Regions from separate parts of the Homo sapiens genome. Here region 2 is linked to region 1. A link is an interaction called in ENCODE POLR2A ChIA-PET data of the cell type or tissue named here. Cell type or tissue: GM12878. All regions are shown on one strand. Links, peaks and the distances in the headings refer to the core of each region. The heading gives the core; the rest is flanking DNA. Region 1 has its middle 13 kb from the start of SMIM10L2A. Region 2 overlaps ZNF449 (zinc finger protein 449).

Region 1 (4,409 bases), core at 164-4,163:
CTTCAGCTTTATGAAAAAATATCAAAAAGCAAGCAACCACAGGCAAGTAGGGCAGGCTAAGTTTGGCAGACCTAACCAGCTTAACCCTTTGGTTTCCAATGGAATCATACAGAATGAACTCATTTATGTTTGGCCTCTTCGACTAAGAATAACATTTTTGAAATACAATCATGTTGTTGCATGTATGAATATTTAGTTCCTTTTTATTGTTAAGGAGTATTCTATTGTAGAAATACACCACAATTTGTTTACCCATGTATTTGTTGTGGTAGGGAACCTTTAAGATTGCCCACAGTGATCCCTACCTCCTGGTATTATTCCTTTGAGCCATCTCCAGCATTGAAAGTGGGCCGTAATTAATTACTTGTTTCCAACTATAAGACATTTAATAGCAACACTTGGCAGTGAGTCTTTTTAATTTTAGCCATCATAATGGACGCATAGTGGTAACTTGTTATTTTCTTTGCATTTATGTTATGACTAATGATGCTGAGTATCTTTACATATTTTGCCATTCAACATGTATTTTCTTGTAAAATGTCCATTTAAATCTTTTATTCCCTTTAACAATTAGGTTGTTTGTGTATTGAATTATAAGAGGTCTTTATATGTTTAAGATACAAAGCCTTTGTTGGATATACGTTTTGCAAATAGTTTTTTCGGTCTGTGACTTGCCTTTTAATTTTTGCAATGTTGTATTTCAAAGAGGAGAAGATTTTAACTTTGATGACGTTTATCAGTATTTTCTTTATGGTTCATGTCTTTTGGTCCTATGTAATAAAACTGTGCCTGTCCCAAAGTTACCAAAACCTTATCCCATGTATTATTCTAGAAGTCTTATAGTTTTTGCTTAGTATTCTGGTCTGTTACCTATTTCAAAATAATGCTTGTTTATGGCATGAGATAGGAGACAGTGTTCATTTCATTGTTTAAATGTATATTTTTAAAAATCTAGTTATCTCAGCAGCGTTTGTTGAAAAGACTTTCTTTTCCTTATTGAACAATTTTGTCTAGTCTTAAAGCAATACTACACTATCTTGATTGCTGCAGCTTGAAATCAGGTAGTGTAATTATTTCAACTTTGTTCTTGCATTTCTGTTAAACTTATTCCTAAGTATATTCTTCTTTGTGATGCTATTATAAATGGAATTGTTTTCTTAATTTCATGTTCCAATGATACATTGTTAGTGAATAGAAATAAAATTGCTTTTATAATTTATCTTCCTGATGGATTGACACTTTTATCATTATAAAACATCCCTTACAAATGTCACTAGAGAAAAAGCTTTTTGTACTAAGTGAACCTCAAGTCAGTTCAAAAACAAGGAGTCTTGCGAGTGAGATCTTCCAGAGAGCCAACAGATGGGTCAAATAATGACAATTCTTTGGGAATTAAGCTTTGTAAGAGCTCCAGCTCTGTTCTGCAACTCTGTCAGCTGTCAGGCTTCACTTTCAACACGACCCATTAGTTTCTTAAGTTGCGCCAGAGCTAGAGAGTGGAGAATGGAACTAGGGCAAGTTAAAATGCCATAAAGCTTGCTATTTTTATTGATTCAGCCATGTTTTCTTGAATAAATATTTTCTGGCTAGCTATAAGCCTTTGGGTTATGTCTATAGTTCTGAAAATGTTGATTCTAACTATTATTGCCATTATCCTTGTTGATATTTTGGAGGAGAGAAATTTTGGTGGTTGTTACTCTGCCATTTTCACTGACATCACCCTCCTTGTTATGTTATGCTATGTAGAAAACTAGACATTTTAGATAATATATTGTAGTAACACTGAATATTGATCTCCTGTGGACTTACTGTTGGTGTTGCTTGCTTGTTTGTTTAGTGACTTGGCTAGACTATTTTATTGAAGTTGTCCCCCACCCCCTAGCAGAAAGCCCCTGATGTTGTTCTTGAACTTGAGCATGTGCACATGAACTTCAGCATGTGCACAGTCATCCTGAGATGACAGTGGTTTTAGTAGGGCTATCTTTGACTATCTTTTTCTATGATCACACCTTTTTAGGCTCACTAATTGCCTGCTGATAGAGCTCTTTGTTTTCACAATGCCTTAGAGTATACATTGTTCTGTAGCCTGATCCATTTAAATTTCAGTCCCTTTGGAAATGTGGTTTTTAGCGAAAGTCTTTGAGGTTTGTTCTGATCCCAGGAGAAATCTTCTTTACTGTTTCTTTCCCTGGTTCTCTTTGGTAAACTCAGCCCTAGGTAACCATAAATCTTTTTTCTTTATAGATTTGCCTATTGTGGATTTTTTGTGCAAGTAGAATCATACCATATGTTGTCCTTTGTGTCTGGCTTCTTTTACTTAGCATACTGCTTTCAAATTTCATCCATGTTGCAGCATGTATCATTATTTCATTTCTTTTTATTGCTGAATAATATTCCATTGTATGGATATATCACATTTCATTAATCCATCCATAAGTTGATGTACTTATGGGTTGTTTCCACTTTTATATTATTGTGATTAATGACACTATGATTATTATACAAGTTTTTGTGTGTACACATGTTTTACTTGTCATGGGTGTATACATATGAGTGGAATTTTGGGGTCATATGGTAACTCTGCTTAACTGTTTGGGGAACTATCAGACTGTTTTCCAAAATGGCTGCTCCACCAGCAGTGTATGAGGATTCTAATTTCTCCACATCCTCACTAAAATGTGTTAATGTCCCTTTACTTTAACCATTTTAGGTGGTAAAGTGGTATTTCCTGGGTTTTAACTGGCATTTCCCTAAGCCTGATGTTATATGCAGGTTTTCTATAGATGCTTTTTATCAAGTTGGTAAAGTTCCTTTTTATTTATGGTTTGCTGAAATTTTTTTATCATGAATGAATGTTATAATTTGTCAAATGTGCTTCAACTTCTATTGATATTGTTGGGGAGGACAAACTTTGCTTTTATCTTCTCAGGTTCTGTTTTGGGGCCTGTGAATTAAACTGACAAAAGACAGGCAAACAGGAGAAAAAGTTTACAATTTTTATTGATGTTAATATTTTAAATTTTACATGTGTGAGGGCTTCATAGAAAAGAAATGAAAAACAATAAAAAAGGAAAACAAAATAAATGAAAAACAACAACAAAAAGAAATGAATAAAACAGAGAAAGAGTTAACTGGGGATACAAAATCAAAATGTGTGTAATATTTAAATTTTACATGCTTGTGGCTCCATAGAAAAATGAAAAATTAAAAAATGAAAAACAAAAATAAATTTAAAAAAGAGAAACAGTTAATTGGGGACACAACATGCAGACAAGAAAAGTTTGGTGCAAAGAGGAGAAAGAACAGATGACTAAAGAGTCAGAGAAAGAAGAATTGGTGGAGTGATGCTCTTGAGAAGGTAAGATTTCAGATCTGGTGTGCAAGTTAGAGATTTGACCTTAGACAGGAGTAAAAGCATTCATCTATGTGAATTAGTGGCAAGTCTGCATATTCTGGTGTTAGTTCCCCTCCAAATTCATCTACCTAATGCAGGTACAGAGAAAAGCAGTGCCTTATGTTTGACCAGAGTTGTGTTTTTGTCAATGGTCTATGACCAAGAAAGACAAGGGTCAGTAATTGAGATGGTCAGCAACCCGGTGATTACAATGATTAACATGGAATTTCAGCCCTGTAAGGAGAGGAGAGAGGACGTCACAGGTTTGAGTAAATGTGATAGAATCAATGAATGGGAATTTGCAGTGGGAATGAAAGAGTGTTAGAATCAGGATACTAAAATGAATAAACTTAAAGTTGAAAGTGCTCAGAGATTGAGGTGCATTACATTTTTTATACGGTTCCTGATATTTTATTTCTGGTTGTTCTCTCCATTTCCTAAGATATTTATCTTATAATCTTTTGTATTTGTGGATTTGTATATTTCTACTTGTTGTGCTCTCAACATCTGTTTTTTGTTGTTGTTGTTTGTTTGGTTTTTTTTTTTTTTTTTGAAGGGGTGGGTTGCCCCTCCACACCTGTGGGCGTTTCTCGTTAGGAGGAACGAGAGACTTGGAAAACAAAGAGACACAGAGACAAAGTATAGAGAAAGAAAAAAGGGGGCCCAGGGGACCGGCGTTCAGCACACGGAGGATCCCGCCGGCCTCTGAGTTCCCTTAGTATTTATTCATCATTATTGGGTGTTTCTCGGAGAGGGGGATGTGGCAGGGTCATAGGATAATAGTGGAGAGAAGGTCAGCAGGTAAACACGTGAACAAAGGTCTCTGCATCATAAACAAGGTAAAGAATTAAGTGCTGTGCTTTAGATATGTATACACATAAACATCTCAATGCCTTAAAGAGCAGTATTGCTGCCCGCATGTCCCACCTCCAGCCCCAAGGCAGTTTTCCCCTATCTCAGTAGATGGAATATACAATCGGGTTTTACACCGAGATATTCCATTGCGCAGGGACGG
Region 2 (4,409 bases), core at 142-4,141, 58 kb after region 1:
TAGACAGCATTTGTTTGTCCTGTATTTTACTTTAAATTTTCATCTCTCATATTCTTCATCACCAAAAAGATGTGATCTTTTACATTTCACACACATTCCAAATGAAACCTCATCAATTGAAATGAAAAACCCAAAGCTTTGACAACTCAAAATGCAATCCAGTTTTGGTGTACGAATTTTGAACTCCATATTTTCAAAGATAAGCATGATATATTTTATGTTTTTAAGACTAGCGTCTCCTTGCCTCTTTTCTTTCTGATTGCATACATTCTAATATTATTGCCTATCTCTGGCATCAAAGTGTCCAGCATGAATTCAAATAAGGGATTTTGTTTTAAAGTTTATGTCTTCCTTAGGTCACTTTATATTGTTCACTTAAGTTCTCTTTTATTTTGCAATGAATGTGTATATGTGTTTTCAGTTATATTACATGAAAAAATATATATGCACAATTCATATATACTCAACAACCTAATTTTTTGCTCATAGGAAATAGGTTCCAAACATTAATATAAAATCAATTGACTTCTTCCATTACTTTTGAATTTCTTTTCCACTCAGCTGGCATCTTGTGCTTTCCATTCAGTCCACAATAGAATGTATTTCATGTAATACATCAAATATACTTTTGTTTAAAGTAAAAGTTTAAGTAACCTTTAAATAATAAAATAAGCCTTGCAACATTTTTCAAAGCATAATATATCACTTTAAACGGTGATAAGAAAAGGATAATTTCCTGTCCTCCAATTTGTAATTTTTATCTGTTAAATTAATTAATTCTACCTATCCTTTGTTAAATATACTAGATTTCCATGTGCTTTAGAGAGCAAAATATTAACACCAGATAAATATTGCTACTATGTGGTATTTGTACCTGCAGTGTTGACAAAAGGAGCGAATTAACATGGAGAATCAGAATGCAAATGCAGAAAGAGTTATACTTCAAAATATTACTAGCTAAGTTTTACTACTTGTTCCAGGCATATACACATAAACCCGGTTTTGTTTTTTTTTTTTTTTTTTTTTTTTTTTAGAATTCCTCAATAGACTATGAAATGTAGATGATGTAAAGCTTGGAACATAAATGGCAATATATAGTTCTGCTTTGACCACAATATGCATACTTGTAAAGTTTTCCTCTTTTGTCACTTTTATTTAAAAATATGCTGGAGACCCATAAGCACCTCAAACTCTGTATGTTCAAATCTAAACTCAACTTGACCCACCGAATCTGATCTTCCTCTTTTGTTTGTCATGTCAGTGAATAACATTACCATCTACCCAGTTCAATGGCCAGAAACCTGGATTCCATCCTTACTCCCTTCTTCTCCATCACCCTGACACCCAATCACCAAGCTCTATATTTCACACCTGCTAAGTATCTTTTGAATTACATTTTCACTCCATCATCACCAACATGCCCTTGCTCTAGAACAACATCTTCTCACCTGAATGATGGCAACAACCTCCCAAATGGGGTCCCTGCTTTCAGTAGTATGTATCCATTCCTACTATAGCCAGAATAATCTCCTAAAATGCAAATTTGTGTGTATCATTCTGGTACTGGAGAACCTCAAAATGGTTCCCCACTTCCCTGATAATCAAGTGTGACTTCTCCATGAGGCTGCAAGTTCTTCGTGACCCAGGACCCTGCTTCTCTCTCCAGCCTCTTCTATTGCCACTCCTGCCCCACTGCTCTTCTATGTCCCTTGCACTGCAGCAGGAGGTCTTCTCTCTGCCTTCAGAACGTTGCACATGTTGTTGCTTTTGATCCCAGCCCTCTCCGCTTCCCATGTACACCACTCCACAGGCTCACTTTGATCCATCCTGTAGGTTTTAACCCAGATCCTCCTTCCTCCAGACTTCCCTCTCAGCCAAAAGCTGGTTAGGTGGCCCTCCTCCATGCTCCTGGGCATCCTATTCCTCCCAACATACCATTTACTGTCAGATTTCTGTTACATACAGGACAAAACGTCCTACTAACATATCTGAATTGTCCACTGAACTGTAATCTCCAAGATGACCAGAGCTGCTTTCCAACCTTGTGTGCTACTGAATCCCCAGGGTCTGGCATGGTGTCTGGCTCCTCAAAGGTGCTCGTAGATAGTGTACAAATGAATAAATGATATTAATATGATGTGGAAAGGGGCATGGTTCCTAATCCTGGGTACTGAGCTAGTTATGGATGGATCAGACATTTATATTTTATAACTTGGACAGTTCTTATTTTCATTTTTTATGTGTCTTCTGTGGTCTCAGTATTTAACAGTCTCTTGAACGTGCGAACATGTTGAAACAGTACCTGGGGGAGTCGGGGAGAGGATTCTGGCCACACTCGGGCCAAAGCTTTAATGTGAGGGGTAGAAGAGGTACAGGGAACACTGGGTAAGAAAACCCCAAAGGAGAAGCCGGGTGTAATGGCTCACGCCTGTAATCCCAGCACTTTGAGAGGCCAAGGCAGGCGGATCACCTGAGGTCAGGAGTTAAAGACCTGCCTGGCCAACATGGTGAAACCCCGTCTCTACGTGTGGTAGTGCATGCCTGTGATCCCAGCTACTTGAGAGGCTGAGGCAGGAGAATCACTTGAACCTGGGAGGTGGAGGTTACAGTGCGCCGAGATTGCGCCACTGCACTCCAGCCTGGGCGACAGAGCAGGACTCCCGTCTCAGAAAAAAAAAAAAAAAAAATAGAAAACCCCAAAGGGGAATAAAATATAGGAGCAACTGGACTATGTGATCGTGCTGCCTTTCTCCACTTGGACTTTCTCCTTCTAGAACTAATCCCTGTGGTGTCTGGGCCAGTGATTCTCAAACTTTAGTGTGTGTAGCACTCACCTGCAGAGCTTGCTAAACATGCACCTGTGGTGTTCATGCTGCAAATGGTCTGCTTACTACAGTTTGAAAAACACTGTAATAGGTTTTGATTTAATGAGGTAGATATTTCCTTTAGACTGCAGTAAGTGGTTGATCTTACAGGATCTAAATAGACTATATTACTAAAGTATTAAGTTTGAATAAGGCTCTGATGCCATAAAAGCAACCGAGGCCCTTGGGGCCCACCACATCACAGTTCCTGTTGATTAAAATTGGGCTGAGAAATGAGTCCTTATCCAGAATCCAAACTCCCATAGTTTTCCTGTGTAACATTCTTGATCAAAAGACTCCTTATCAGGGTCATTAGCTTAAAGGGTTCCTAATCCCAGGGTTCTATCCAAAGTGCTTTGTTCCCTACTATTCCCAGAGAGACTTTTTCCTCTTCTTTATCTGAGTGGTCAATTTCCATTGAGTAATTGGTGTTTCTAACCCAACCCCAACCCTTGAGAGTTCCTGAACTCTCAAAACAGAAACAAAAGAAAGGAGAGAAACCCTTGCCTTACCAGGGTCCAGAAAGTTCTGACATTCTCCAGTAGCACCATAGTTCAGCTCCGGTGGCCCTGCCTGTGGGATCCATGCCTCTGCTACTGGGGCCTCCTGGGCAGGTCCCATTACCTGGAGTGCAGGTGACTCTAGGTGCATGGTTGGTGGTATGTGTGCCGTTCCCACTGGTGCCAGTTCTTCCAAGAGCATGTCATGCATATCAACCTGGGGGAAATGCCAGAACCATCACTCTCAAGTCTAGACCAACAGTGCCCAGTAGAATTGTATGAGAATCATGCATGTAATTTTAAATTTTCTAGTGGCCATATGAATAAATTTTTTAAAAAGTAAGGCCAATCTTAATAGTACGTGTTACTTAATCCAGTGCAAACAATCAGGATTTCAACATGTAATCAATATGAACAATTATTAGTGAGATATTTCACCTACTTTTTTCATACCAAGTCTTCTGCATGTGGTGTGTATTTCATACTTACAGCAGATCTCAATTTGTATTGGCCATATTTCAAGGGCTCAAGAGCTGTACATGACTAGTAGTGACTGTATTCAGCAGCAAATGTCTAGACCACATGAAGATAAAATCTTATATAGTAAACAAAACCAAGGAGACAGAGAAAGGAAGGGCAACCACCAACCCAAGTACCCTAGGGAGACAGAAAACTTCAGAAGACTCCTGTTCAGGAGCCCTGAAGCTAACAGCTCCTGCAGAGAACCCCCATAGACAAGACTGGAGTATCCCTGATGCCCATCTGGAAGCTCCTGCTCCCTTTTCCCAAAGATACTGCCCTCTCTCAGTCACGGCACTTCTGAAAAGAGGCTTTACACAGTCATTCTGAATGGCAGACAGTGCCACTGTCCCCATGGGGAGTTTTGGATATGCTGACAGGTGGTGGCTATCAGAATTTAATGGAACATAATTTACAATGCAGAATTGTTCTAGGTCCCTACCAAGTGTGGAATGTCCCACTCAAACATTCATGTGAGTAAAAAGAACCTGTCAAGAACCCCACCTTGTTGGTCAAATAAGTACAA

The links. Peaks named below come from ENCODE experiments on the same cell type or tissue, not always from the same donor. Only the 100,000 strongest peaks of a DNase experiment are listed, where the experiment ranks them.
Region 2: POLR2A ChIA-PET joins it to region 1 with 8 read pairs; 9 of 35 experiments call an interaction of 5 or more read pairs at or near these places.

What each region holds. Positions count from the first base shown.
Region 1 is chrX:135,406,603-135,411,011 of GRCh38, reverse strand. No RefSeq gene overlaps it. Among named protein-coding and RNA genes, the nearest start is that of SMIM10L2A, 13 kb to the left of the region's middle. RefSeq lists an enhancer at 1,762-2,264. In GM12878, for the core only: no CTCF peak of the experiment used is centred there; a DNase peak (open chromatin) is centred at 2,061.
Region 2 is chrX:135,348,282-135,352,690 of GRCh38, reverse strand. ZNF449 (zinc finger protein 449) reads right to left here. Exons shown (of 5, transcript NM_152695.6): 3 at 3,377-3,581. Among named protein-coding and RNA genes, the nearest start is that of ZNF449, 5.7 kb to the right of the region's middle. In GM12878, for the core only: no CTCF peak of the experiment used is centred there; no DNase peak of the experiment used is centred there.